Regions from separate parts of the Homo sapiens genome. Here region 2 is linked to region 1. Evidence: chromatin loops called from intact Hi-C (ENCODE). Cell type or tissue: mammary epithelial cell. All regions are shown on one strand. Links, peaks and the distances in the headings refer to the core of each region. The heading gives the core; the rest is flanking DNA.

The links. A loop is a pair of places that touch in the nucleus more often than their neighbours do. Peaks named below come from ENCODE experiments on the same cell type or tissue, not always from the same donor. Only the 100,000 strongest peaks of a DNase experiment are listed, where the experiment ranks them.
Region 2: it touches region 1 in a loop (8-fold over the local background); 4 of 110 quality-filtered maps call a loop at or near these places.

The regions. Positions count from the first base shown.
Region 1 is chr9:88,587,084-88,602,654 of GRCh38, reverse strand. No RefSeq gene overlaps it. Among named protein-coding and RNA genes, the nearest start is that of LINC02843, 57 kb to the left of the region's middle. RefSeq lists enhancers at 8,595-8,754, 12,752-13,257. In mammary epithelial cell, for the core only: a CTCF peak has its summit at 8,673 (motif pointing left); no DNase peak of the experiment used is centred there.
Region 2 is chr9:87,942,074-87,957,644 of GRCh38, reverse strand. LOC122394732 reads right to left here and starts at 1,431. Exons shown (of 1, transcript NM_001395917.1): 1 at 762-1,431. The coding sequence starts at 1,378. The coding sequence ends at 1,145. It also overlaps the pseudogene LOC645937. RefSeq lists an enhancer at 5,154-6,007. In mammary epithelial cell, for the core only: a CTCF peak has its summit at 6,692 (motif pointing left); no DNase peak of the experiment used is centred there.

The DNA of each region.
Region 1 (15,571 bases), core at 7,455-9,954:
CCACTTTTTGATGGGTTTGTTTGTTTTTTTCTTGAAAATTTGTTTAAGTTCTTTGTAGATTCTAGATATTAGCCCTTTGTCAGATGGGTAGATTGCAAAAATATTCTCCCATTCTGTAGGTTACCTGTTCACTCTGATGGTAGTTTCTTTTGCTGTGCAAAAGCTCTTTAATTAGATCCCATTCATCTATTTTGGCTTTTGTTGCCATTGCTTTTGGTGTTTTAGTCATGAAGTCCTTGCCCATGTGTATGTCCTGAATGGTATTGCCTAGGTTTTCTTCTAGAGTTTTTATGGTTTCAGGTCTAACATTTAAGTCTTTAATCCACCTTGAATTAATTTTTGTATAAGGTGTAAGGAAGGGATCCAGTTTCAGCTTTCTACATATGGCTAGCCAGTTTTCCCAGCACCATTTAATCAATAGGGAATCTGTTCCCAATTTCTTGTTTTTGTCAGGTTTGTCAAAGATCAGATGATTGTAGATGTGTGGTGTTATTTCTGAGGCCTCTGTTCTGTTCCATTTGTCTATATATCTGTTTTGGTACCAGTACCATGTTGTTTTTGTTACTGTAGCCTCGTAGTATAGTTTGAAGTCAGTAGTATAGTTTGATGCCTCCAGCTTTGTTCTTTTTGCTTAGGAATGTCTTGGCAATGTGGGCTTTTTTTTGGTTCCATATGAACTTTAAAGCAGTTTTTTCCAATCCTGTGAAGAAAGTCATTGGTAGCTTGATGGGGATGGTATTGAATCTATAAATTACCTTGGGCAGTATGGCCATTTTTACGATATTGATTCTTCCTATCCATTAGCATGGAATGTTCTTCCATTTGTTTGTGTCCTCTTTTATTTCGTTGAGCAGTGGTTTGTAGTTCTCCTTGAAGAAGTCCTTCACATCCCTTATAAGTTGGATTCCTAGGTATTTTATTCTCTTTGTAGCAATTGTGAATGAGAGTTCACTCATGATTTGGCTCTTTGTTTGTCTGTTATTGATGTATAGTAATGCTTGTGATTTTAGCACATCGATTTTGTGCCCTGAGACTTTGCTGAAGTTGCTTATCAGCTTAAGGAGATTTTGGGCTGAGATGATGGGGTTTTCTAAATATACAATCATGTCATCTGCAAACAGGGACAATTTGACTTCGTCTTTTCCTAATTGAATACCCTTTATTTCTTTCTCTTGCCTGATTGCCTTGACCAAAACTTCTAACACTATGTTGAATAGAAGTGGTGAGAGAGGGCATCCTTGTCTTGTGCTGGTTTTCAGAGGGAATGCTTCCAGTTTTTTCCCATTCAGTATGATATTGGCTGTGGGTTTGTCATAAATATTGGCTGTGGGTTTGTCTTATTATTTTGAGATACGTTCCATCAATACCTAGTTTATTGAGAGTTTTTAGCATGAAGGGCTGTTGAATTTTGTCAAAGGCCTTTTCTGCAGCTATTGAGATAATTATGTGGTTTTTGTCATTGGTGCTGTTTATGTGATGGATTACGTTTATTGATTTGCGTATGTTGAACCAGCGTTGCATCCCAGGGATGAAGCTGACTTGATCATGGTGGATAAGCCTTTCGATGTGCTGCTGGATTCAGTTTGCCAGTATTTTATTGAGGATTTTTGCATCGATGTTCATCAGGGATATTGGTCTAAAATTCTCTTTTTTTGTTGTGTCTCTGCCAGGCTTTGGTATCAGGATGATGCTGGCCTCATAAAATGAGTTAGGGAGGATTCCCTCTTTTTCTATTGATTGGAATAGTTTCAGAAGGAATGGTACCAGCTCCTCTTTGTACCCCTGGTAGAATTTGGCTGTGAATCTGTCTGGTTCTGGACTTTTTTTGGTTGGAAGGTTATTACTTATTACCTCAATTTCAGATCCTGTTATTGGTCTATTCAGAGATTCTGCTTCTTCGTGGTTTAGTCTTGGGAGGGTGTATGTGTCCAGGAATTCATCCATTTTTTCCAGATTTTCTAGTTTATTTGCATAGAGGTGTTTATAGTGTTCTCTGATGGTAGTTTGTATTTCTGTGGGATCGGTGGTGATATCCCCTTTATCATTTTTTATTGCGTCTATTTGATTCTTCTCTCTTTTCTTCTTTATTAGTCTTGCTAGCAGTCTATCAATATTGTTGATCTTTTCAAAAAACCAGCTCTTGGATTCATTATTTTTTGAAGGGCTTTTTGTGTCTCTGTCTCCTTCAGTTCTGCTCTGATCTTAGTTATTTCTGCTAGCTTTTGAATGTGTTTGCTGTTGCTTCTCTAGTTCTTTTAATTGTGATGTTAGGGTGTCGATTTTAGATCTTTCCTGCTTTCTCTTGTGGACATTTAGTGCTATAAATTTCCCTCTACACACTGCTTTAAATGTGTCCCAGAGATTCTGGTACGTTGTGTCTTTTTTCTCATTGGTTTCAAAGAACTCTTTATTTCTGCCTTCATTTTGTTATTTACCCAGTAGTCGTTCAGGAGCAGGTTGTTAAGTTTGCATGTAGTTGTGCAGTTTTGAATGAGTTTCTTAATCCTGAGTTCTAATTTGATTGCACTGTGGTCTGAGAGACAGTTTGTTGTGATTTCTGTTCTTTTACATTTGCTGAGGAGTGCTTTACTTCCAACTCTGTGGTCAATTTTGGAATAAGTGCGATGTGGTCCTGAGAAGAAGGTATATTCTGTTGATTTGGGGTGGAGAGTTCTGTAGATGTCAATTAGGTCTGCTTGGTGCAGAGCTGAGTTCAAGTCCTGGATATCCTTATTAACCTTCTGTCTGGTTGATCTGTCTAATATTGACAGTGGGGTGTTAGCGTCTCCCATTATTATTGTGTGGGAGTCCAAGTCTCTTTGTAGGTCTGGAAGGACTTGCTTTATGAATCTGGGTGCTCCTGTATTGGGTGCATATATATTTAGGATAGTTAGCTCTTTTGTTGAATTGATCCCTTTACCATTATGTAATGGTCTTCTTTGTCTCTTTTGATTTTTGTTGGTTTAAAGTCCGTTTTATCAGAGACTAGGATTGCAACCCCTGCTTTTTTTTTGCTTTCCATTTGCTTGGTAGATCTTCCTCCATTCCTTTATTTGGAGCCTATGTGTGTCTTTGCACATGAGATAGGTCTCCTGAATACAGCACACTGATGGGTCTTGAGTATCCAATTTGCCAGTTTGTGTCTTTTAATTGGGGTATTTAGCCCATTTACATTTAAGGTTAATATTGTTATGTGTGAATTTGATCCTGTCATTATGATGTCAGCTGGTTATTTTGCCCATCAGTTGATGCAGTTTCTTTATAGCATCGATGGTCTTTACAATTTGGCATGTTTTTGCAGTGGCTGGTACTGGTTGTTCCTTTCCATGTTTAGTGCTTCCTTCAGGAGCTCTTGTATGGCAGACCTGGTGGTGACAAAATCTCTCAGCATTTTCTTGTCTGTAAAGGATTTTATTTCTCCTTCACTTATGAAGCTTAGTTTGGCTGGATATGAAATTCTGGGTTGAAAATTCTTTTCTTTAAGAATGTTGAATATTGGCCCCCACTCTCTTCTGTCTTGTGGAGTTTCTGCCAAGAGATCCACTGTTAGCCTGATGGGCTTCCCTTTGTGGGTAACCCGACCTTTCTCTCTGGCTGCCTTTAACATTTTTTCCTTCATTTCAACTTTGCTGAATCTGACAATTATGTGTCTTGGGGTTACTCTTCTCGAGGAGTATCTTTGTCGTGTCCTCTGTATTTCTGAATTTGAATGTTGGCCTGCTTTGCTAGGTTGGGGAAGTTCTCCTGGATAATATCCTGAAGAGTGTTTTCCAACTTAGTTTCATTCTCCCCGTCACTTTCAGGTACACCAATTAAACATAGATTTGGTCTTTTCACATAGTCCCATATTTCTTGGAGGCTTTGTTCATTTCTTTTTACTCTTTTTTCTCTAAACTTGTTTTCTTGCTTTATTTCATTAATTTGATCTTCAATCACTGATATCCTTTCTTCCACTTGATCGAATCAGCTATTGAAGCTTGTGCATGCGTCACGTAGTTCTCATGCCATGGTTTTCAGCTCCATCAGGTCATTTAAGGTCTTCTCTACATAGTTTATTCTAGTTAGACATTCTTCTAACCTTTTTTAAGGTTTGTAGCTTCCTTGCAATGGTTTAGAACATGCTCCTTTAGCTCAAAGAAGTTTGTTATTACCGACCTTCTGAAGCCTACTTCTGTCAACTCATCAAAGTCATTCTCCATCCCACTTTGTTCCGTTGCTGGTGAGGAGCTGCAGTCCTTTGGAGGAGAAGAGGTCCTCTGGTTTTCAGAATTTTCAGCTTTTCTGCTCTGGTTTCTCCCCATCTTTGTGGTTTTATCTACCTTTGGTCTTTGATGTTGGTGACCTACAGATGAGGTTTTGGTGTGGATGTATTTTTTGTTGATGTTGATGCTATTCCTTTGTATGTTAGTTTTCCTTCAAACAGTCAAGTCCCTCAGCTGCAGGTCTGTTGGAGTTTGCTGGAGGTCCACTCCAGACCCTGTTTGCTTGGGTATCACCAGCAGAGGCTGCAGAACAGCAAATATTGCAGAACAGCAAATATTGCTGCCTGATCCTTCCTCTGGAAGCTTTGTCCCAGAGGGGCACCCGCCTGTATGAGGTGTCTGTTGGCCCCTACTGGGCAGTGTCTCCCAGTTAGGCTACACAGGCATCAGGGACCCACTTGAGGAGGCAGTCTGTTTGTTGTCAGTGCTCAAACGCCATGCTGGAAGAACCACTGCTCTTTTCAGAGCTGTCAGACAGGAACGTTTAAGTCTGCAGAAGTTTCTGCTCCATTTTGTTCAGCTATGACCTACCCCCAGAGGTGGAGTCTATAGAGGCAGTAGGCCTTGCTGAGCTGCAGTGGGCTCCACCTAGTTAGAGCTTCCTGGCCGCTTTGCTTACCTACTCAAGCCTCAGCAATGGTGGATGCCCCTCCCCCTGCCAGGCTGCAGCCTCACAGGTTGACCTCAGACTGTTGCACTAGCAGTAAGCAAGGCTCCCTGGGCATGGGACCCACCCAGCCAGGCACGGGAGAGAATCTGCTGGTCTGCCAGTTGCTAAGATCATGGGAAAAGCACAGTATTTGGGCGGAAATGTCCCGTTTTTCCAGGTACAGTCTGTCACAGCTTCCCTTGGCTAGGAAAGGGAAATCCCCCAGCCCCTTGCACTTCCCGGGTAAGGCAATGCCCCCACCTGCTTCAGCTGGCCTTCTGTGGGCTGCACCCACTTTCCAACCAGTCCCAATGAGATGAACCAGTACCTCAGTTGGAAATGCAGAAATCACCTGTCTTCTGTGTCAATCATGCTGGGAGCTGCAGACCGGAGTTGTTCCTACTCGGCCATCTTGGAATGGAGGGTGAAGCATCTTTTATTCTAATGAGGCAACTCTTGGTGGCTTCCTAGATATCTTGAGGATTGGAGCTAGTGGCCAAAAAGACCAAGCCTTCATTAGAAACTTGGAACTTTGTCCCCACCCCTGACCTTTAGGGAGGAAGGAAAGGCTGGAGGGTGAGTTAATAACTAATAGCCAATGATTTAATCAGTTGTGCCTATGTAATGGAGCCTCCATAAAAACAAATTATGGGGTTCAGAAAGCTTCAGGGCTGGTGGATACATGGAGATGGTGAGAGGATGAGATGCCCAAACAGGGCATGGAAGTTCCCTGCCCTTCCCGCATACCTTGCCCTATGTCTCTCTTCCTTCAGGCTGCTCCTGAGTTGTAACCTTTATAATTAACTGGTAACAGTAAGTGAAGCACTTTTCTAAGTTCTGCAAGTCATTCTACCAAGTTATTAAACCTGAATGGGGGTGTGGGAACCCCAATTTTGTAGCTAAAGTAGACAGAAGTGTAGGCAAACTGAGGACCTGGTTCTTGCAACTGGAGTCTGAACTGGGGGCTATCTCGTGGGACTGAGCCCTTAAACCTGTGGGGTCAGCTAACTCCAGGTAGTTCATGTCAGAATTATGGAGTCTTCATTAGGGAAAGGGCTAGTGGGACCAAGGGAAAACAAAAAGAGGAAACAGATAAGCTCTAAGTCTGCCTTTCTTCATGGTCCAGGACACATGGCCCTCCTGTGCAAATAACTCACGATCTTCCTGTGCCCAACTGTCACCGGATACCTGCAAGCGAGTTCACTGGAACCTCATCATTTTCAGCACTGCACAAACCCTTCTTCAGCTTATAGCATAAACACTATTCTATAAAATCCCCACCAAGCCTTTGTCTCCTTGCAGTCAGCTCCTCTCTTGCTGATTCTGTCTGTTGCTTTCTTACAACGTATTTTCCTACTTCCTCTAATAAATCTGCCTTTCTTTGCCTACCACTGTCTTGATAAATTATTTTACCCCTGCACCACCGGCCCAGGCAGTCACTGCTCACCCACAACAAAAATAGGACTGAGTTACTGGACACCCAGTTTGTGTTTGGAGAGTTGCAGAACCCTTGGTCGTTGGTGTGGAAAAAACCAACACACTGGTGTGAGTCAGAAGTGTTGTGAATTAAAAAAGACCTGTGTGTGTGTGTGTGTGTGTGTGTGTTTACAATTGCATCTCTATCTACAGAGAGAAGGAATGATGAGGCAAATATGGTAAAATGTGAAAAATTGGAGAATCTGGCTGAAGGGTGTCAGGAGCTCTTTCTATGCTTTTTGTAATTCTGGAAAAAATGCTGTTTTGTTAGTGTCCTTTGTGCCGCATGACACACTGCTCCGTCTCATGGAAGGAACCACCTCTTTCACCCAGTTTTTCCACTGGCAATGACTTTGTATTCTTCAAATTTAATTTGAACACATTATACCAGGTGTATATATACCAGGATATGTAGGTGTAATAGTTCTCAACGCTGTGTAACAAATTATCACACACTTATGATTTAAAACAACACTTCACCAGCTCACAGGTCTGTGGCTCAGAATTTTGCAATGGCATGGCTGGGTTCTCTACTCAGAGTCACACAAACATAAAATCAAGATGTTGACAGGCTGAGTCTTCCTCTGAAGGCTCTAGGTAAATATTTGCTTCCCAGCTCATTATTCTTGTGTCAGAATCCAGTTCCTTGTAGCCATGGGCCTAGGGTACATGTCTCCTCACTGACTGACTACAGGCACTCTGCTGTCTTCTAGGCCAGCAGAGCCAGAGAAGGGTTTATGTGACTAGGTTAGCCGACAGGAGAGTCTCCCTATCTGAGGTCAAACATACTGCGTAACCTAACCTAATCACAAGAGTAAAATTTGTCACAAAAGACATTAAGTGAAAATTCATAGTCCCAGGATGTGCATGATCTTCAGGGATGTCTTATGATTCTGCCTACCACATATTTCTATTGATAAGAACTTAACATATTTTACAAATCACAAACCAAACTGTAATGGATTAGTCAATACTTGCTGCTAGGAAAATTATTGATCTTATTGAGGGAAAATAAATCAGCTTTCTAGTCTAACTTCATGTTACATATCAAGATAAATGTTGAATGGATTAAAAGGTGAAATATAAATCTGAAATCATAGAAGTATTAGAAAAACTGTAGGTGAATAGTTACCTTTCTTTTGCATAGGGGTAGGAGATTTTGCATAAAAAATAGCAAAAAAACTAATAGAACTGAAATTACTATAAACAAAATTAAATAATGCAGTAAGCAAAAGGGGAAATGTTGACATCAAATAGGAGAAAGTTTATTTATAATATTTCAAGAACTCACAAATTTGGTGAGAAAACCCTAATTGTAAAATAGGCCAGGTGTGGTGGCTCATGCTTGTAATCCCAAGACTTTGGGAGGCTGAGACAGGAGGATTGCTTGAGCCCAGAAGTTCAAGACCTGCCTGGTCAACATGGCAAAACCCTGTCTCTACTAAAAATACAAAAATTAGCTAGGCATGGTGGTGCACACCTGTAGTCCCAGCTACTCAGGAGGCTGAAATGGGAGAATCACTTTAGCTCAGGAAAGCAGAGGTTGCAGTAAGCCGAGATGGTGCCACTGCACTCCAGCCTGGTCAACAGAGCAAGACCCTGTCTCAAAGAAAAAGAAAAGAAAAGAAAAAAATAAACAAGAGACAGAACCTTCAAAAAAGAAGAAACAAATATGCAAACAAGTGCCTGTATGAATGTTTGCGCTCACAGTCATTAAAGAAGTTCAGATTTGAGCCACACTGGAATGGCATGTTTTACCCAAGAAATTGTAAACATTGAAAATGCTAGCAGTCTATGACAGCAAGGATGGCATAGGAAGCCCACTCCACTCACTCTACTATTGTTGAAATTGAGAATTGGGACAACATATCTGAAAATGAGAATTTAACAATGTGTATCAAGAAATTAAAAATTATTTAAATCTCTGACCTAGTCGTTCCACTTCTAAAAGTATATGCAAGGGAAATTAAATGAAAAAGAGACAAAATTATATCCACACAGTGATGACAAGAGTGCTGTTTCTAATGGTCAAAAAATGGGAACAGCCTAAAAATCCAACAGTAAACTATGATTTGGAGACGGAGTATTATGTAGCCATCAAAAAAGAGTTTGTGAATAATTTTTATGGAAAAGGGCTTTTTGAAAGCATAAACTTTTGAGAAAGACTGAAAAGAAAAGCAAAATATTAACTGTGGTGTCTGTGGAAATATGGTTTGGTTTCATTTCCTGCACTCTGCAAAATTTTCTCTCGGGGTATTCTTAACCTGGAGTTATGGGCCCCCTGGTGGTGAAGGGGATCTATAAAAACCCTCAACAATCGTATATTGGGTGTATGTGCAATTTTCCCACATATAAAACAAGCCCTTGAAATGAAATTATGTGGGCTCTAACCACCAAGAAAGCTGAGTCATTTTTTTCCTCAAGAAAGCAAAGACCCTGAGGACCTACACGTTCTCTTCCCCAGCACAGCCTACCATTTCCAGGGGCAAAAGAGAACCACGGTGCCCCACAAATCCCACCTGCCAAGAATCTGTCCCAGGCAGTGTCTCTAGAGCTTCTGGGCAGGTGGAGGAGGCTGCAGGGAGCTGCAAAGAAAAACCAACTTTCCATTTGGCATTTGCAAAGCCTTGACACAGAACCAGGTTTGTCTTTGTTTTTTGCTTGTTTTTTTGTTTCTTTGTTAGCTTTTGCACCTTTTTGTAGGTGCATTTTTTTTCAAAGGCAGAGAATTTCCTTGCTCATTCCCCTTGTCTGCCTGAAAGATGCAGATGGAATGTGTACCTGTATCCCCAGTGGAGATTCGTTCAGAGTCCTGAGCCTGCAGAATTACCTGCACTTGTTCCTGCTTCACGAAATCACAAGAATAAAAATGTTAGCAATCTCATCTTTGTCTGTGAATCAGTTACTCTGAGAGTGTCTTAGGCAAAGGCTTTTGGAATTCCCTTTTGCCCTAGAAGCCTGACCTGCAGAGGTGTGCACCCCACACTCACCATTGTTGCTCCTGCTGAGCTGCCTGCCCTGGGCTTGAACGACCAGAGGCTGAATGACCAGACAAATCAATAAGATCCAATGGGCCGAGGTGACACATAGCCCCCAGTGCCAGTCTACAGGCTCTGCACAGATGCCGATAGGTCATTTTTAATCATGATTTTCGATTTTTCAACCCCAGAATGCCTTATACACCCAAGTCTCACCGTGCGGATTCCCTTCTTTAGAAATTACAGCGCTGCATGGAAAGAGGCTGCCGGCAGGCTTGTGCTGCCTGGGTCAGCGTCCTCCATGTGCCACTGATCAGGGCTGAGAAGGCTTCGCAGAGCGCATCTCGGTGTCTTTCCAAAAGCCCAAAACTCTGTATTATGTGGCATCCTCAGACTGGTCTAGGAGAGCCCAGAGCTCCCCAGCTCCTCCTGAGATCAGCTTTTCGGGGGTTGAGAGGGAAAACACAACACTGAAACACGCACACAACTGACAATAATATCCTTCCTCTGCTGGCAGCCGAGTCCTGAGAATGAGTTTGAATAGTTTGGGAATGCCCCGGCCCACTGACCTTTCACCCAGCCGCAGATGGTAGACTTTTATTTTTATTTTTACCAACTCTTGCTCCTGCTCCTGATCCCTTAAGGTTTGAACTCTGTCCTACATGTTGTTCCCCTCTGTGTGCCCATTGCTGCAGGTTCATTATACAGGTAAACTCGTGCACAGGGGTTTGGTATACAGGTTATTTTGTCACCCAGGTACTAAGCATAGAACCCACCAGTGATTTTTTTGTAATCCAGCCCTAAACCTAAAATAAAAGTTGAAAAAAAAAACACAAAAAACTACCTATCAGGTACTATGCTCACTGCCTGGGTGATGATATCATGGTAGTACTCACCCCCAAACCTCAGCAACATGCAATTTATCCATGTAACAAACCCACATACATGCTCCCTGAACCTAAAAACATAAAATAAAATAAAAAAATAAAAGAACCCTGTCCTACATGGATAGAAATTATTTCAAAACATACCTCAAAAATGCCAGGACCTCATGCTCATTTGCCACTTGGTTAAGTCACAGTTATCCTATGTGACTGTTAGATGAGTTTCCTTCAAACGTGAGCCCTCTTCTTAACAGAGAGTTGTTCCTGACTTGGAAACTCTGCTTTTCAGTGGACCATAAGGTGCCCCTCACTCATTGCAAAGCGCAGGGAGGTTCTTGAGCTCTCCTGGCTGGAACACAGCAGGCAATTTCCTCCGTGAAGCTTAACTTTTATTTTATATAAAAACAGATAAATTGTATGTACAACATATAATTTTTAACTTACAACAAAGTATAGCTACATAATTTTATAGTGGGGTTTTGTGATGACACATTAGGTCAAAGTAAAGAGCACAAAGTTGAACTACAATGCCGCCAGTTGCAACGCTGCCCACACGAAGGGAGCTGGTCCACAGTCATATGTATGGCACGTTCGTGTCCTCACAGCAACGACACAGCTTCTGAGCTCCATCCTCTGCCTGGAACCAAGCAAGTCTATTTTGCTGCTAATAGTAAGGCCCATCTCAATTTCAGAATTTGTGTTAAAGAATGAAAGAATTCTGTGTTGAGACTCAACAAAATACTGTTGTCGAAATGTGCGCAGCTGCTGCAGGGTCCTCATTCACTGGCCTTGCCAGGAAGCCACAGAGTCGGCAGGCAGAAAACGATGCCCACATTGAGTGGAGAATTTCTGTTTCTAATGAAATCTTCCACGCAGTTGATGGCCTGCATACCCTGGCCTATTTTCCACAGCAAACAGAGTCCTTCCAAAAGATTCATCAACTTAGCAGCATGCATTACATATACACACGATAGACCCTTTCCCCCTCCATTACTGCCTCTCAGCTGACTGCATTTGGCCTGAGACAACTTCATGGCTAGAAAAATCAATAGTGTGGAGGGCAGCCACGCCTTGCCAGTGGATCCATTATCTGTCTCTTTCCTATCTCCATTAATAGAGGGAAATGTTTTCTTAGTGTTATGCGAATTAGAGAAAGAAGCAGTGTCTGCCACAGAATATTGTATTTGTTGAAATTGCCTCTTTGGTGGAAATTTGCCATAAAGTATGTCTGACCAAAGGCTAAAATCACCCAATATTCCTGATTCACTTTCCCTCTTCCTGCTCCCAAGAGAGCATCGGCATTGGAGGTGCATGCTCTCCAGGGGACATGGATGAGAGTGAGGCAGGATATTTTCTTGACCCTTTTGCAGGACTCACGAGAAGGGTGCCCCTTTTACTCAGCTGACCATGCTCAACCCCTCGCAGGAGGGAGCACATGAGCGAACCAGTGCAGGAACCAGCCCGCCAATTCTGGCTTCTGTGCAGACAAGAGCAAACTCGGTTTACTCCAGCCCACCACACTCCATTTCTTGCCAGAGGGAGCGAGTAGGCAAGCCAATGCAGGAACCAGCTGGCCATTTTGGCGCCAGCAGAGAAAACTCAGTGCAGGCCCTGCGTCAGCATCCAGGTGGGGGCGCCTGCGATCCCAAGGCCCCAGAGGGCATGTTGCAATACTTAGTTCTACTGTCCACAGACAGCAGTGTGTTATCAGCTCAGTGGGCCTTTTGTCTCGCTGCGTGGGGCAGCTGCCCTCCACCAGTGAGGGCAAAGGGCCAGTGTGACAGCCTTTTTGGTACCCACATTTGGTAGGTCTTGAATTCTTGTCCAGTTCCAAGAAGAATGCGGTCACATGAACAAATTGAAGGATGATGAATGTGGAAATTTTATTGAGTGATGAGAGTGGCTCTCAGCAGAGAGTGGAACTGGAAAGGGGATGGAAAGGACAGGTCACTCTCCCCTGAAGTCAAGCAGCCTCTCTGCCTCCCTCCTCTGAAATCAAGTTGCCTCTCTCTGAAGTACAGCTGCTTCTCTCTACCAGCTAAATCTGGGGTCCTTATAAGCACAGGATGGGGGGTGGGGCAGGCCATAAGTAGTTTTGGAAAAGGCAACATTCAAATGGAAAAAACACATTACTCAGAAAAAACTAATAGGGAGAGAGTAGGCAAAGAGGGACGGAAGTTCTCACTTTAAGCCGTGGGTGTCAGGCTTTTTGGCTTGAAAGTGGGGCTTCACCAGGGACCAACTCCTGTCTGTCTAGAGTTTCTCTGCCTCCTGCCTCTATCAAGAGGAAATAGTAAAAATAAGTGAGGTGACAGCCATGCCCTATTCCAAGTGTCAATGTACAGTGGGGCACAGGCAAGGCAGTGGGGCCAGTGGCTCCCTGCTGGGCCTTGTCCTCAGATGGGCACAGTGGGTGGCTCGCAAGAAATTTGAGAGGTCTTCCCCACTGCCTTGCATTGATTCTGGAGCCTGTGTGTGCCAGCCCTCTGATCCCTGCAGGGCCACCCTCCCTGAAAGCATCTAGAACAGGGGTGATGCTGGGGTTGCCCCACACCACGCTCAGCCCTGCCCTCAGCCAGGCTCACCCCAGGGGGACAGGGTATGTGAGAGGCGTGTCTACACACCCCTACACAAGGCCAGGCCAGTGGGGACTTCTGGAGGCATCACAGGTGTGCATGTGGCAAGGGGCACATTTAAAGCTGGTTTCTAGTTCCTGCAGAGAAGAGGAAACTGGAGCCTCTCCCCTGTACCCTGTGTGTGCACAGCCCCATTTTCAACCTTGCTTACCAACCTTGGCACCATCCCTGGGAACGTTCCAGTTTTTAAGCTTCTCTGCTCCTCTGTTTAACTCTGGCCCTCTTGTCACACCAGAGCAAATCCTGGGACACAAAAGTATCCTAGCAGGACATGGGGTCAACAGAAAAGGCTACGGAGTGGTAGAACAAACTAAGATTTGGAGCCCAAGTTCAGTTTCCCTTGAGGTTTCTCCATGGAACCAAGTGAAAATGATACCCCCCACCCCTCCGCTCACACTGTTCCAGCGTGGACACACACACCACAATCTGCCATGAGCAAAGGAGAATTCTGGGCAGCACAAGCTATTGTGGCTAAATCCAGAATTAGGGTCCATTTTCCCCTTGCCCACAGCTGGTTGCCTTCTCTGCTCATGCATAGAGCAGACACTGAGGCCCAGGGCACCCTGCCCCACAGCCCAGCAGGGCAGACAGAGGCAGATCAAATCTCTCTTTCCTTTGTGTGATGTTCTTGGGTATCTTTTCCCACTATTTTCTGTGGGCAGAAAAGGGATGGTATAGAAATGTGTCATCTCCCACCCACAAGACCTCCACAGTCAGGAGAGAGGTAAGGATTGTTCTGCCAGCTCCTATTCACTTTATTCATTATTGAAGACTTTAAAGACGAGGTAATGAGACAACCTGGACCCTGTTGAAGTATATCAATAGTAGAATTTTTAAAAACAGAGCATGGCCCCTCTGCACGAAATCCACAAGTTTCTGTGTGTCTGCGTAGCTGTTGGGAGAGAACAGGCAGGACTGACACCACTCCTGCCGTTCCACCAACCAACCTCCCTGGCAGGGCCTTGCCTTTGGGGAAGCTCAGCCCATGAGTGGTATTAGTTCCTGTCTTCATCCATTTGGGTGGCTATAATGGAATACCATAAACTAGGTGGCTTATAAACAACAAAAAATTATTTCTCACAGTTCTACAGGCTGGGAAGTCCAAGATCAAGGCACCAGAAGACGTGTTGTCTGGCCAGGTGAAGGCTCCTTCCTCAGAGACAGCGCCTTCTCGCTATGTGGTAGAAGAGGTGAGGCAGCTCTCTGGGGTCTCTTTCAGGAAGGCACTAGTCCCATTCACGAGAGCTCCACCCTCATGACCTCATCCCCTCCCACAGGCCCCACCTCTTACTGACATCACACTGGAGAGTCAGTTTCAGCACAGGAATCTCAAGGGACACAAACATTCAGGCCATAACAGTTCCTTTCCCATGATCTTTAGTGCATTGACCACTGAAGATCACCAAACTAATCATCTCCATATGTACCCTACCTCCAACTGTCTCTATCTTCTCTTGCCCCTCCCCGCAACCCCATTTCCTGCCTGCATAGGAGAGACCTGCTCAGCAGCCTGGAATCTATATGGAAACATCTTCACAGACACAACACATCTAGCAAGAGCAAGGGCTGCAGCCATGGAGGACCCTTCAGAGTCCCTCAAGGCTGTGTTTGGCCTGGGACATTCCACAGGCACGATGAGCATGAAGAAGAGGTTCTGAGAGGACCTTGTGTGCCACCCTGACCTCATGCACACCCTGCTGGATGACCACAAAAAAGGAACAGATCCCACCACCTACACCTGGGGAACCCTGAGACCAGCCCTCCCTGCACACCCAGGGACGCTCCAGACCAGGTCCTGACCCACGCACGGGGATATGGGGACCAGAGGCCCACCCACACACTCAGGGACATAGGAACCAGAGCCAACTGTCCTTGTCCTCTTCTACCATGTACCTCAGGAGCTTAAGGCAGTGGCTTATGTGCCTGGAAAAGCAGAAGATTGCAGAAATCGTGTTTTGGAGGGAAATGAACTTGCAGGGGTTTTTTGGTGACAGGAAATGCTGTTCCCTGCCTGGATCTTAAATTTGTTTGCGAAGCATCTTTCTGAAGGTGGTCTGTCTTTCAAGGGTCAGAGCTTTGTTTTCCAAATTCAAAATTATAATTGATTTTCATGCTATCACACAGGCCAAGTTTTATTCTCCTTCCCTCCCTCCCTTCAGCAGTGGGCTGAGACCTGATGCCAGCCTGGTGCCTGGGCTCCATCACTGGGCAGAAAGGACCCAAGAGGGTGTTTGAGAGAGTTAGAATGCAACCAGGAGCACATCCTCATGCCCACCCTTCCTCTGCTGCTCCTTAATTTCCTTGTCTTGGCTCTTGTCTCCACTGCAGCTCTATAGAGGAAACATGTAGGCCTCACCCAAACACACCCTGCAGCCCTGGCCTCAGTGTCACCCTGTGCTGTTGGCACCCAACCCTGGCTTGCTGCCAGCAAAACTGAAGAAGAAAACACGACCTGCAGCAGTCCTTCAGATCTATTGAGAAATAGACGAGTCATTCCAATTTGAAAGGAAAGACAACCACAAGTTGGGGGGTGTGGGGGGTACTATCTCGTAACAAAAAAATTAACAAAAAAAAACCCTGCTGAGAAAATGACAAACACTATTTTTTATAAAGGGAAAGATATTTGGATGTACTGATAGACACAAACCACCTAGGCAAAGACCCTTCAGCCTGTAAAGAATGACCA
Region 2 (15,571 bases), core at 5,575-8,074, 640 kb after region 1:
GTGAGCTGAGATTGCACCACTGCACTCCGGCCTGGGCGACAGAGCAAGACTCCGTCTCAAAAAAAAAAAAAAAAAAATGAGGCCACTAAGATATTTTGTACTTGAATTACAAGTATATTTAAACATGAGGGTGGTAGATACGTCATGGTTAAGTAGGAATATACAAGCCTCTAGTCGCCTTGGTGTGTGCATTCTGATTGTTAGATTTTTTTTCTCTAGGATGCTGCAAACACATTTCAAAGTATAACCATGGAGTTATAGTATCAAAGAACTTAAGATTGAAAGGGCCTGTGGACATTATCTAGTCTGACTCTCATATTATAGCCTCAGAAAAAAATGAATGCCTACGAATGGAAACGGATTTGCCTAGCAATCCTGGAAAGAGCTGGGAACAGAACTTGACCTCTATTACACAGTAATAAAAATATTAATGGAAACAACAGTCATCACAAGAGCTAGTACCATTTTAGGGGTGGCTGCAATATGCCCTATATATATGTTATCTTATTTAATCCTTAAAAACAATATTTTAATATAGGTATTATCCTCATGTTGAATTTAAAAAATGAGTTTTTAAGTCTAGGAACATACAACTAATACATGGGAAAACCTACATTTAAATTGAGTTTTCTTATAGATACAAAATTCCATGTATTTCCCACTATTATTTTCACCTTAATTTTAATATTTATTATTATTTACTCATGCTATTAAAACTGTAGAAAATAATTGAAAATGATATCAATGAGAAGAGAACAGGATTAAGGCAAATATAATATGTATTTCATGATCAGTATCTGAAAGATCTCTAAAATAGCTCAGCTTTATTCTTGCCTCCAGGAGAATCTGTAAGAAAATAACACGTGCACTGCATATTACCACCTCAAGTTGTAAAGAAATAGAATCAGCTGGGAAAAAAATCAGCGCATTATTCTCTCTTTTGTAGGAGGTTTTGTTTATTATTTTAGAGGCAGTCCATTTGTGTCCTCAATTATCTAGTCCTTTTTTTTCTTTTTTGGCTTGTCCCAGTAGCCACTTCTACTGCTTTCTTGGGTCACAGAGAGATACAGAAGGAGACCCAGGTGTGTTCTGTCTGTATTGGATGTTTCAGATGAACTCGTCCCCTATGGTGGCACAGCATCAGTCACCACAATGGCTTTTGAGGAAAATAGCCAGTTGTCTTGTGAAGCTTTACCAAAAATCTCTTCAGGGCTGCTTTTTCTCTATCAATCTCCCTGATCTGGATGTCTAAAGCCTTCTGGATGCTTTGGATCTGAATCCTGGTTCTCCTTTCCTCTCCAAGGTTGTTCACGAAGGCCCTTCGCAGGTACAGGGAATCTCCTGCTTTGAAGGCGCTCTTATTCGTTACGAAGCCCATGCCACCTGTGTTCACACTTTGGTGGAGGATGTTCAAGACAGGACAGTGAGGCTGCCTGTAAATGTCTCTGGAAAATGATTCTCCTGTGGTTTGGAATATTATAACCACAGCACCATGGGAACAGAATCTTGGAGCTGAGTGGCATCAGAGATCCACTTAGCCCAAAACCCTTACATTTACTAGTGAGAAGATTTTAAGCTTGCAGCTGTTCTTAGTGTAAAAATATAGATGAGTGCATTGATAGACCAGAATGGCCATAAGGATGCTGACTGCCATCCTGGGCTTCTACTTAGGCTGAAAGGTAAGTGCCTTTCGGTCCTCATAAATCAGGACCAGAATGTTTATGGAGAGAAAAAACTAGAAAGTTGATTCAATAAATTTGTTTAGTTTCAGAAGCAATTCTTTATTCCTTTATGTGTATGCATCCTTGAAGTTGTTAAATAATTAAGATTGTGCCATTTGTCTAGGTTTGGGGTTACACTTAAATTAGATAACTTTTTCATGAGGTATTTAGTTTTCATATAAGAAAGAACAGGAAACAGAAAAATACACGTTATCTATTCTTTTGCTCAAAAAGGAAACAAGAAATCTAAACGAAAAACCAGTAAGATTAGAGAGACAGGAAGAGGCAGGGTAGATAGGATGGGGGAATGGGAGTAGAAAAGGAGGAATAGGAAGAGGGATACCTTTTTGAGTGTACCCTTTACCTGTTCTTATATTTAGAAACAAGCTAATTTTTCATGTGCTCAAAAATAATTAAGGAGTGGGAGGGATGCTACCCTAAACTACTTTATGTGTATTCTAAGATTGTGCAAAGAAGTAAATACAATATGGATAATGAGGGCCGGGTTCTCTCTGTTGGAGAAGGAGCTATAAATAAGAAAGGAAGAAGGTTAAACTATACCTGTGGTGCTGAATTGGAATTGCAGATACCAGTATAAATTTATGATTCTACGAATCAGTATGAATCTGTAGTTATGTGAATCCATTATTACATGAACCAGTATGAATGAATGGTTCTATGAATCAGTATGAATTCTTGTGAAGAATGGCCCACTAGACCTTCTGGCCTTCAAAGGTACCTTAGGAGTTGGGATTTTGTGACTCTTCCTCGCATGAATTGAGCCCCATTTATTCCCAGCTTCAGAATTATTTCTGAAAAATTCAGAAGACAGGTTTTATGTCTCCTCTTTGGGTTTTATCTCTGACTTTCACCTAAGTCTTGATTATGTTATTTTATTCCTTTAAAATTCATCATGAGCAGATACATGTCAAATTCTTCCTGCTGTCTTTAATCAGGAGCAGAAAATCGGAGCAATGTGTCCTTCATGTCTAGGAAGGGGCATTTTTCTTCTGACAGGATAATTTTATTAGTTTTCAACTTTCAACTATAGCCTTTGGAAAGCGTCAAAAGACTTAGTATTCATATTCATGTCACTAACTAGAAATGAATGTACTTACTGAGAGCCCAATCAGGCCCACACACTTGGAAGTGACATCTCAAGAGACCTTTCCAGACAGGACACTCTGGCAGAGATGACCAAGCTGGCACGAGGTGTGGAAATGAATGTTTGGACAGAAAAGACTTGGGCAAGAAAACCCCTTCAAATCACTGAAAGGCTGGCCTGTGGAAAAGGAAGTAGACACTGTGCCCTGACCGCAAAACCAGGATCAGCAGATGGAAACAGCACATTACTGCTCAGGGCCAGGAGGAATTTCCCCAACTTCTAGAGGTGTCCACTGATAAAATAAAATCATTGTCACTGGCGATGTTCAAACTGAAACTGAAAGATCATCACAGGGGTGTATACAAAGCAAGAAGCTAGATGGTGTCACCTCCTTTGGAAATATCCTTCACCGACCTGACATAGATGTGAACTATGCCCTGAGGTGGACTCCTCTGAGACACCCTGAGCACTGCCCTGCTTTGGAGGATGTTTGAAGAGTGGCCATGGCCTGGGAGGATCTGGGCTGCTCTCCCACAGGCTGTCAAGTCTAAAGTTTGCTAGTTTTCATGCAGGTGAATGTCAGTACATATATGCAGAAGACATAAACTTGAACATATAGCAATACAAACTGTCCAAAGTAAAAGAAAAACAAAAGACTGAAAATAAAGAACAGATCATAAGTGACCTGTGGGAAAACTTCAAGCAGCCTAAATACAAATACCTGTAGTCCCTGAAGAAGAGGAGAATGGAAGAGAAAAATTATTTGATGCAATAACGGCCATAATTTTAAAAAATTGGATGAAAACTATAAACTCACAGATCCAAATAATTCAATGAAACAGAAGAACAAGAAACAAGAAGAAAATAAAACCAAAGCATATCATAATAAAATTTTTCACTACTAGTGATAAAACAGCCAGAGAAATAATATTACATATAAAGGAGCAATAAGAATAACAGAAGAGGCCAGGCATGGTGGCTCTTGCCTGTAATCCCAGCACTTTGGGAGGCCGAGATGGGCGGATCACGAGGTCAGGAGTTTGAGACCAGCCTGGCCAACATGGTGAAACCCCATCTCTACTAAAAATACAAAAATTAGCCAGGCATGATGGTGTGTGCCTGTAATCCTAGCTACTCAGGAGGCTGAGGCAGGAGAATTACTTGAACTCGGTAGGCGGAGGTTGCAGTGAGGCGAGATTGTGCCACTGCACTCCAGCCTGAGCAACAGAGCGAGACTCCATCTCGAAAAAAAAAAAAAAAGAATAACAGATTTCTCCTAAGAAACAAATTAAACTAGAAAAAAACAAAAGCACCATCTTTATAGTATTAAAATTAAAAACAAAACAAACTGTCAACCTAGAATTATATCCTCAACAAAAACTAATTTTAGAAATGAAAGACAAGGATAATCACTTTTTTTCAGAAAGGGAAAATCTGAATGAATTAATCACCAGCACATGTGCCCTATAAGAAATGTTACAAGAAGTCCTTCAGGCAGAAGGAAAAGGATGCCATATGGATATATGCATCTTCACAAAGGAATAAAGAACACTAGAGGCCGGGTGCGGTGGCTCATCCCTGTAATCCCAGCACTTTGGGAGGCCTAGGCGGGCGGATCAGGAGGTCAGGAGATCGAGACCATCCTGGCTAACGCGGTGAAACCCCGTCTCTACTAAAAATACAAAAAATTAGCTGGGTGCGGTGGCAGGTGCCTGTAGTTCCAGCTACTCGGGAGGCTGAGGCAGGAGAATGGCATGAACCCGGGAGGCGGAGCTTGCAGTGAGCGGAGATAGCGCCACTGCACTCCGACCTGGGCGAAAGAGCGAGACTCCATCTCAAAAAAAAAAAAAAAATACTAGAGCCGGGCACAGTGGCTCATGCCTGTAATCCCAGCACTTTGGGAGGCCGAGGCAGGCAGATCACGAGGTCAAAAGATCAAGACCATCCTGGCCAACATGGTGAAACCCTGTCTCTACTAAAAAAATACAAAAATTAGCTGGGTGTGGTGGCATGCACCTGTAGTCCCAGCTACTCTGGAGGCTGAGGCAGGAGAATCCCTTGAACCCAGGAGGTGGAGGTTGCAGTGAGCCGAGATTGTGCTACTTTACTCCAACCTGGTGACAGAGTGAGACTCCATTTCAAAAAAAAAAAGAACACTAAAAATAGTAAGTATGTGGGTAAATATAAATGATATATGTTTTCTTATTTTACAATTCTCTTTGGAAGACTTTCTAAAGCATAGTAATAATACATCGTGGGGTTTATGATATCTGTAGAAGTAACATATATTGTAATAATAGCAAAAAAGCCAATAGAGTAGAAATGGAACTATACTATTGTAAGGTCCTTATGCTATCACATGAAGTAGTATAATATTACAGAAAGTTAGTGACGAAGAAGTATAAACAAACATAGGGCAACCACTACAAAAAATAAAAAAGACAGTTACAGCTAATAAGCCAACAAAAGAGATAAAAATAAAGCTAAAACAATTACTCATTCCAGAAAGAAGGAGGAAGCTGAGAACCCTGCATAGAGTTGCCCAGCTCCTGGCCCTGAACAGGTCCTAAGGGAGGGTGAGTGAAGGAACTATGGGCAACACACTCCTGCCATGGGCTTCTGGGATCCTATAGCCACAAGAGATGCCATGGCCCCACAGTGGGGTCATGCCCGGGGAACTGCCAGAGAGTAACCAGAGGCAGAGCTCATGCCTGCGTGGAGCCAGAAGGTTTTGTGTGCAGGGCAGCTGCAGCAAAACACAATCATAGGTGCCCATCCTCCAAGGCACTCCGTCTTGCGCCGAGTGGCTCTAGCCCCTGCTCAATGCTGGGCAGGAGAGAGCAGGGCTGTCTTTCCTGTGGGACCAGGGTGCATCTGACCTCCCCCGACTCCCCCTGCCCCCTGCTCAGCATCTACTGGCCCCTCCTAAAGCCTTTGCCTGGCTGCTCCTGCAAGAGCATGCACAAAGCACAGCCTCCACTGCCTTGCCTGGGAACACTTTGGCTCCCCCAGCACAGCCAATGCTCAACTCAACAGGACAAAGCTGCAGGCCCAGTCCCAAACCGCCAGGGTGTGAGAATATAGCTCAGGAGTATTGAGCTGAGATCTGTGACTGGAGCTTGAGCAAGAGAGGAGCCTCCACTTTCAGAACACTGAAAAGAGTGCGGCACAGGTTCATGGGACAGTGTGGGAGCTAGGCCTGCCTCCCCCTGTAACACTGGTCTAAAAAGGATGCAGCTTATTTGCCAGCTGCAGCCTCTGCCCAAGGGTGTCCCAAAGCCTAGAGCACCTAACAACCCAAAGATCTAGTGCAGAAGGCTTGGGACAAAACTAGCTGGCTAGGCCAGCTCCAGGGCAGACACTAGGAGACCCAGTCTGGGTAGCACAAGCTGGGTGGTTCCCACAGCCATCTGCTGGGCAAAAAACCCTGGGCCACAGGTGCCACACCAGCTGCACACCCACAGCAACACCACCCTCCCCAGGGATCCTCTACCCTTGACCCAGTGCATCCACAGACACCTGCAGACATAACCCACAGCCTGCTTGGACTCTGCCAAGCACAGAGGATCAGTGGGCCCTTGGGGAGCTGCAGGTCTCCTGGAGTCCTAACCTTCAGTTCAGGCTGCCCCTAAGGGAGGCAGGAGCGCAGCCTGCCAGAGCCCCCCTTGGGGCTAAGGAAACATGGGGGCAATGCCAGTGATTGGAGGAGCTTCCCTAAGGCCTGAGAATGCACTTAGTGAGGGGGTCATCTCTCACTGCCCCCTCCTCAGTCTCCCCCACCCAAGAGTACTGCTGCAAACATGCTAAAATACAGAGGAGGCAGGTGGCTGAGAGCCTATCTGCTGACCCTTACACTTTAGCACCATCTACTGGATTATGGTTTTAATTACACCACCAAACGAAAATGCCTTCAGCGCACATCACCTGTGAAAGCCAATGCAGGTGTCTAGCCACAAATAAAGATCCTGTAGGAAGCCTTGGCCCTCTGAAAGCACCTAGAAACTAAACCTATCAACTATACTCAACATACCGCACAGTCAAACCTTCAATGGAAATAAACATATAAAAACAAAAAGCCACATCCAATGACAGCAATTTCAAAAAGACAAAGGAACATAAGCCCTCTCAGATGAGGATCAGTACAAAACGCTGGCAATTCAAAAAGTCAGAGTGTCTATTTACCTCCAAAAGATCACACTAGCTCCCCAGATTGAAATGGCTGAAATGACAGAGAATTCAGAATCTAGGTGGCAAGGAAGCTCAACAAGCAGCTAACAAACATATGAAAGAATGTGCATCATCACTAATCATCAGAGAATTCCAAATCAAAACCACAATGAGATACTATCTCACAACAGTCAGAATAGCTATTATTAAAAAGTCAAAAAACAACTGATGCTGGCAAGGCTGTGGGGAAAAGGGAATGCTTATATGCTACTGGTGGCAATGTAAATTAGTTCAGTCACTGTGGAGAGCAGTTTGGAGATTTTTCAAAGAAGTAAGAATTGAACTACCATTTGACCTAGCAATCCCATTACTGGATATATACCCAAAGGAAAACAAACCATTCTACCAAAAAGACACATGCATGCGTATCTTCATTGCAGCATTATTCACAATAGTAAAGACATGGAATCAACCCAGGTGGCCATCAACAGTGGACTGGATGAAGAAAATGTGATACATATACACCATGAAATACTATGCAGACATAAAAAAGAATGAAACTGTGTCCTTTGCAGCAACATGGAAGCAGCTGGAGGCCATTATCTTAAGTGAACTAATGCAGAAACAGAAAACCAAATACCACGTTTTCATTTACAAGTGGGAGTGAAACATTAGGTACAAATGGACATAAAGGTAGGAACAATAGACACTGGGGAACACGAGATGAGGTATAGAGAGGAGAACAAGGGCTGAAAAGCTAACTGATGGATACTATGCTCACTTCCTGGGTAATAGTCAATCATACTCTGAACCTCAGCATCACGCTATATACTTTTGGAACAAATCTGCGTATGTACACCCTGAATCTAAAATAAAAGTTGGAAAAAAAACCCCTACTCATTCCAAGAGCAGGCAGAAAAAGACAGAAATGGGAATGAACAGAAGATGGGACAAACAGGAAGCAAACTATTACAATGGTAGAATTAAGCTCAGTTATGTCAATAATATTAAATGTAAATGGCCCATCTAAACAGCCCCATTAAAAGGTAGATATTGTTCAATTAGATAAAGAATTAAGATTCATCTCTATGCTTCCTATAAGAAAAACACTTTAAATATAAAGATGCAAAGAGGTAAAAGTAAAAACACAGAAAATGATATACCATGGTAACACTGAGCAAAAGGAGCTATAGTGGCTAAATCAGTAACAAAGTAGACATCAGAGAAAAGACAATTACCAGGGTTACAGAGAGTCATTTCATAATGATAAGGGGTCAACTAATCAAAAGTTTATAACAATTGTATATATTTATGTACCTAATAATTTCAAAATACATGAAGCAAAAACATATAGGATTAGAAGAAAAAAATTAAAAAATCCAAAGTTATACTGGGGAGATTTCAATACCTTTTTCTCAATAACTGATAAAATAAAAATAGACAGAAAACCAGTGACAACATAGAAGACTGAAACATTATCGGCTGGGCGCGGTGACTCACACCTATAATCCCAGCACTTTGGGAGGCCGAGGCAGGTGGATCACCTGAGCTCAGAAGTTTGAGACCACCCAGGGCAACATGGTGAAACCCCATCTCCACTAAAAATACAAAATAATTAGCCGGGTGTGGTGGCGCATGCCTGTAGTCCCAGATACTGGAGAGGCTGAGGCAGGAGAATTGTTTGAGCCCCTGAGGCAGAGGTTACAGTGAGCCAAGATGACACCACTGCAATCCAGCTTGGGCTACAGAGTGAGACTCCATCTCTCTCTCTCTCTCTCTCTCTCTCTATATATATATATATATATGTATATGGGCCATTTACATTTGATATTATTGACGTAACTGAGCTTAATTCTACCATTCTAATAATTTGCTTCCTGTTACCATATACCATTGAAACACAATGTATCAATGTGTGTGTATATATATATAGTATCAATGTATATATGTGTGTATATATGTATCAATGTGTATATATATACAGTTTATGTATATATAAACTATATATATAAACTTGCTGTAATATTAATACTCTACCCAATAACATATGTTCCTTTAAAATGCACTAATAAGATTTCCAAGATAGACTGTATTCTTGGCCATAAAACAAGTCTTGATTAATTTTAAAAAGATTTAAATCATATATAGCAGACCACTGTGAAATCAAAGTAAAAATCAATAACAGTATCTCTAGAATATCTCCAAATACTTGGATATCAAACAGCACACTTCTAATTAAACCATGAATCAAAGATATCAAAGGGGAAATTAGAAAGTTTTTTTTTTTTTTCCTGAGACAGAGTCTCACTCTGTCACCCAGGCTGGAGTACAGTGGCATGATCTCAGCTCACTGCAACTGCCACTCCCAGGTTCAAGCGATTCTCCTGCCTCAGCCTCCTGAGTAGCTGGGACTACAGGCACCCGCCACCATGCCTGGTTAATTTTTGTATTTTTAGTAGAGACAAGGTTTCACCAGCTTGGCTAGGATGGTCTCAATCTCCTGACCTCGTGATCCACCTGTGTTGGCCTCCTAAAGTGCTGGGATTACAGTGACAATCAAAACACAATGTATCAAAATTTGTGGAGTGCAGACAAAAGGTCTGTATTAGAAAAGAAAGCTCTCAAATCAGTGATTTCAGCTTCCTACCTTAAAATACTAGAAAAAGATAAAAATGGATTAAGGACTTACATGTAAGACCTGAAACTGTAAAACTCCTGGGAAAAAAGTAAAGAAAAAGCTTCATGAAATTAAATCTTGGCAATGATTTAATGGATTTGACACAAAAAGCAGAGGCAACAAAAGCAAAAACAAACAAGTGAGACTATATAAAACCAAAAATCTTCTGCACAGCAAAGGAAATAATCAACAGAGTGAAAAGGCAACCTACAGAACAGGAGAAAATACTTACGAACCATACAACCAATAAGGGGTTAATTTCTAAAATATATAAGGAACTGCTATAACTCAATAGTGAAAACTCAAATAACTCAATTAAGAATGAGCAAAGAACTTGAACAGATATTTTGCCAATGAAGACATAAATGGCCAAGTGTCTGAAAAGGTGTTCAAATTCATCAATCATTAGGGAAATGCAAATGAAAACCACAATGAGATATCATTTCTGTATTAGTCCATTTTCACACTGCTATGCAGAAATACCTAAGACTAGGTAATTTATAAAGAAAAAGAGGTTTAATGGACTCACAGTTCCACATGACTGGGGAGGCCTCACAATCATGGTGGAAGGCGAAGGAGGAGAAAGTCATGTCTTACATGGCAGCAGGCAAGAGAGCGTGTGCAGGGAACTGCCCTTTATAAAACCATCAGATCTCATGAGAATTATTCACTATCACGAGAACAGCAAGGGAAAAACCACCCCCAATGATTCCATTACCTCCCACCAGGTCCCTCCCACAACATGTGGAGTTTATGGGAACTACAATTCAAGATGAGATTTGGGTGAGGACACAGCCAAACCATATCAATCTCATACCTGTTAGGATGATTATTATTAAAAAAAACAAAAGATAAAAGTGAGGTTGTGAAGAAATTGGAACTCTTGTACACTATTGGTGGGAATGTAAAATGGTACAGCCACGATGGAAAACTGTGGAGATTCTTCAAAAACTTAAAAATGGAATTACTATGTGATGCAGCAATTGCACTCCTGGTTATATATTCAAAGGAGTTAAAATTATGATCTCTAAGAGATATCTACACACCCATGTTCACTGCAACACTATTCACAATAACTAAGATACAAAAACAACCCAAATATCCACTGATATATGAATGGAAAAAGAAAATGTAGTATATATATATATATACAATGGGATACTGTTCAGCCTTAAAAAAAAGAAAATTCTACCATTTGTGACAATATGGATGGACATAGAAAACATTATGCTAAATGAATTCAGTCACAGAGAGACAAATACTCCATGATTCCACTTAAATGAGGTATCTAAAATAGTCAAACTTATAGAAGTAGAAAATAGAATAGTGGTTGCTAGGGGATAGGGGAGGGGGAAATGGGGAGTTGCTGAATGGGTGTATAAGGTTACAGTTAGACAAGATGAGTAAATTCTAGAGACCTGTTGTACAACATAGTGCCTACAGTCAACAATATGGTATTATGCACTTAAAATTTTAAGATCTCATGTTAAGTGTTCTTACCACATACACACAAAACAATAAACAAATAAACAAAAAGCAACAAAAGGACACAAGAAAACTTTTGTAGGGATAGTATCACGAGAATATGCATATGTTCAAACTCATTAAATTGTACACATTAAATATATATAGTTTTTAATATATCAATGATATCTCAGCAAAGCTGTTAAAAAATTAAGCTGACATACACAATAAGCACAACAAATTGGAAGAGAATATGAAAGTTAAATAAGCCAAAGGGAAAGATAAAGAAAATAAGCCAAAGGGACAGATAAAGATTAGTAACCATGAAATAGAAAAGAGAAAAAATATAAAGAAATGAATTAAAAATGGTTCTTTGAGATTAATAAAGTCATAGATTCTACAGATATTCAAAGGATATAAGAGAATATTAACAACTTTATGTTAATATATTCAACAACTTAGATGAAATTCCTTGAAATAGATAAATTACCAAAGGGCACTCAAGAATAAATATATCTATTAAAAATTAAACATAGTTAAAAACATACCCACAAAGAAAACCCTAAACATATATGGCTTCACTGTCAAATAGCACTATATATTTAAGGAGTAAATAATGTTGATTATACACAAACTCTTCTAGAAAATTGAAGAGGAGGAGACATTTTCCAACTTACTCTATAAAGCCAGTGTCTCAGTCCATTCAGGCTGCTATCACGAAATAACTTATACTGAGTAATCTATAAACACAAGAAAGTTATTGCTCACACTTTTGGAGTAAGGATAGACCAAGATCAATGTGCCAGCAGATTCAGCATCTGTCAATTCCTCATCGATGGCACCTGCTATGTGTCCTCACAAGGTGGAAGAGGTGAATGAACTCCCTTGTGCCTCTTTTATGAGAGCGCTAATCCCATTTATGAGGTCTCCACCCTAACGAAATAATCATCTCCTAAAGTTCCCACCTCTTAATACTATTGCATTGGTGGTTAGGTTTCAATGCAGTGAATTTTGGGGGAAACACAAACATTCAGACCACAGCAGCCAGCATTACTCTGAAACCTTTTTTGGTTTCAGAGCAGATATTACAGGAAAATAGATATTACAGGAAAATAAAACTGCAGATGATAATCCCCACCATGCACACAGACACAAGAATTATCCAGTTAATAAAAATGTAGCTAAATGAATCACACAATATATAAAACAGTTCATACATGATGACTAAATGGGGTTTATCCCAGAAATACAAGGTTGCTTTAATTTTGAAAATCAATTAATATAATGTGCCATATTAACAGAATAAAGATGAAAAATTCTATGACCATGTCCGCAGATGCAGAAAAAGCATTTTACAAAATCCAATATTAATTCCTGATTAAAAACTCTCTGGAAACTATGAATTGAAGAAACTTCCTCAACCTGATAAAGTATACTGACCAAAAACCTGCAACTAACATCGTATTTAGTGAAAAAATGCTCTTCTTCCCACGCCACAGGAGGACTTCCCAGCGCTCGGCGGCCCCCGCCCACCCCGGATGCCGCGCCCCCAGGCTTCAGCGCTGTGGTGCTCCTGAAGGGCACGCCTCCCCCTCCCCCACCAGGCCTGGTGCCCCCAATCAGCAAGCCGCCCCCCGGCTTCGCTGGCCTTCTGCCTAGCCCCCAACCCCGCCGCCGCCACCACCACCACCACCACCACCACCACCACCACCACCACCACCACCACCACAAAAGCACCCAGGCCGCCGCCTGCCCCACGGGCCTACCTAGTCCCCGAGAACTTCTGGGAGAGGAAACTTCAGCTCATCCAGTCCATCAGGGACTTCCTGCAGAGCGACGAGGCCCGCTTCAGCGAGTTCAAGAGCCACTCAGGGGAGTTCAGACAGGGCCTGATCTCCGCAGCCCAGTATTACAAGAGTTGCCGGGGTCTGCTGGGGGAGAATTTCCAGAAGGTCTTTAATGAGCTGCTGGTCCTGCTGCCCGACACGGCCAAGCAGCAGGAGATCCTGTCTGCACACACGGACTTCGGCAACCGCGAGAAGACTCTCAGCACCAAGTCCAAGAACAACAAGAAGAGTGCGTGGCAGGCCACCACCCAGCAGGCGGGCCTGGACTGCCGTGTGTGCCCCACCTGCCAGCAGGTGCTCACGCATGGCGACGCCAGCAGCCACCAGGCGCTGCATGCTGCCCGGGACGACGACTTCCCCTCCCTGCAAGCCATCTCCAGGATCATCACGTAGCTCCTGCCAGCGTGGCCAGAGCTATTGCACCATGAGCGTCCTTCCTCCTTCCTCTCCGGGCTGCCAGGCAGCCAGGTCAGGCCCGGTGAGGCCACCTGGCCTCTTGGTTGGCCAGGCCCACCAGGAAGTCACCAGGACGGTCCACCTGCCCTGTTGGCACACTCAGGCGGGAGTCCACCCCTGCCTCAGTGGTGGGCCAGTCTCGGTTTGCATTCTTGTGCTTTTGGGAGGCGCCAGGGGAGGGAAGGGCTGGGATGCTGGGACCTGTTGTTGCTGGCAAAGCCAAAGGTCACAGTGGCCTGATCTGGGCCCTCCCGAAGCTGAGGGCTGCAGCCCCTGCGGCCTCAGAGCTGAAAGCTGCGGCGCCACTGGTGCCAGAGTCAAGATGTCACATATGTGTGTTGTGTAAACAGTTGGCTGTTTCGTGCTTCAAGAATGTTCAGGATTAAAAGCAGACAAGAAATTGTGCTACTTGAAGTTGAATCTTTTTATGAGACAAGCTGAATCTGGGATCTCGAATTGCCTCTGACCTTTTATAAGACATTTTATCTTCAAATAAATTTATTTTGCAATACCACACACACACACACACACACACACACACACACACACACACACACACGCTCTTCTTCTAATATCAGGACACAGCAAAAATGACCACCCTTTCATTCTTATTCAACAATGTATTAGAGATCCTAGCCATTCTAGCCAATAAAAATAAGATATAGAAAGTGATCTTATTTAAATGGAAGAAGTAAAATTCTTTAATTTGAAGATTACATGTTTTATTTTTATGCAGAAAATTCTATAGATTCAACAACAAACTACCAAAACTAATAACTGAGTTTAGGAAGATCACAAGACATAAGGTCACAAAAATCAATTGCATTTGTATTCATTAGCCAAAAAACTGAATTTAAAAATGTTTAAGTACAATTTATAAGGTACCAATAACATATAAAATATTAAGATGTAAAGCCAATTAAGTATATGCAGGAGATATACGTTGAAACTACAAAATAGTGATAAAAGGAACTAAAGAAGACCTAAATAAATGGAGAGACACATGTTCATGGTCAAAGACTCAATATTTTTAAGATATCAATTCTCCCCAAATTGATCTACAGATTCAAAACAATCTCAGTAAATCTTTTAGAAGGATTTTTTGTATGTATTGACAAGATTGACAAGATGATTCTAAAATTTATATAGGAAAGCAGGTAACCTAGAATAATCAAAACAACTTGAAAAACCCAGTGTTTAGCCGCCCTGCCATATCCATTCTTTTGCCAAATTATTTTCTTTTTTTTCTGTTTTTGAGACAGAGTCTCGCTTTGTCACCCAAGCTGGATGTGCAGTGGCGCAATCTTGGCTCACTGCAACCTCCGCCTCCCAGGTTCAAGCTATTCTCCTGCCTCAGCCTCCCAAGTAGCTGGGACTACAGGCACGTGCCACCACACCCAGCTAATTTTTGTATATTTTTAGTAGAGACAGGGTTTCACCATATTGGCCAGGCTTGTCTTGAACTCTTGACCTCAAGTGATCCACCTGCCTCAGCCTCCCAAAGAGCTGAGATTACAGGTGTGAGCCACCGCACCCAGCCCCAAATTATTTTCAATGCCACTTTGGTCATATATAAAATTTCCTTATGATTGTGATTCTGTTCCTTAGCCTGTATTCTCTTCTCTTATACAACCACTATCTTTGCTCTATTATCACCTATCAAATTTATTATAAACTTAAAACATGCCCTCTCTGTGCTAATTTTTGCCTTGTTCTCCTTCAAAATTGTCTTGGCTATGTTTGGCCCTCTTATCTTTCATATAAAATTTAAGATATTTTTGGAATTTCCATAAAAATCTGTCATTATTTTGACAGAAATTGTATTGCATATATGATCATATTTGAAAACCAAAATCTTTATGTTACTGTCTTCCCATCCATGATCATCTATCATAACTTTATTCAGTTTTTCTTTTAATACCTCTGACTAAAGTGTTATATATTTTGAACAGTCTAAATTTATCATGCCATGTATATAATAGATTGATCATGTGTTTGTTATTCTAAGTATCTTTTTAAAAATCTACTTAATGTAACTTTTTGCTGGTATTTAAAAATGCAACTGATTATTCCTGGTATGTTTTCCTCTGACTACTTTTAAGATCCTCGTTGTCTTTAGTCCTCCCCATCTTAT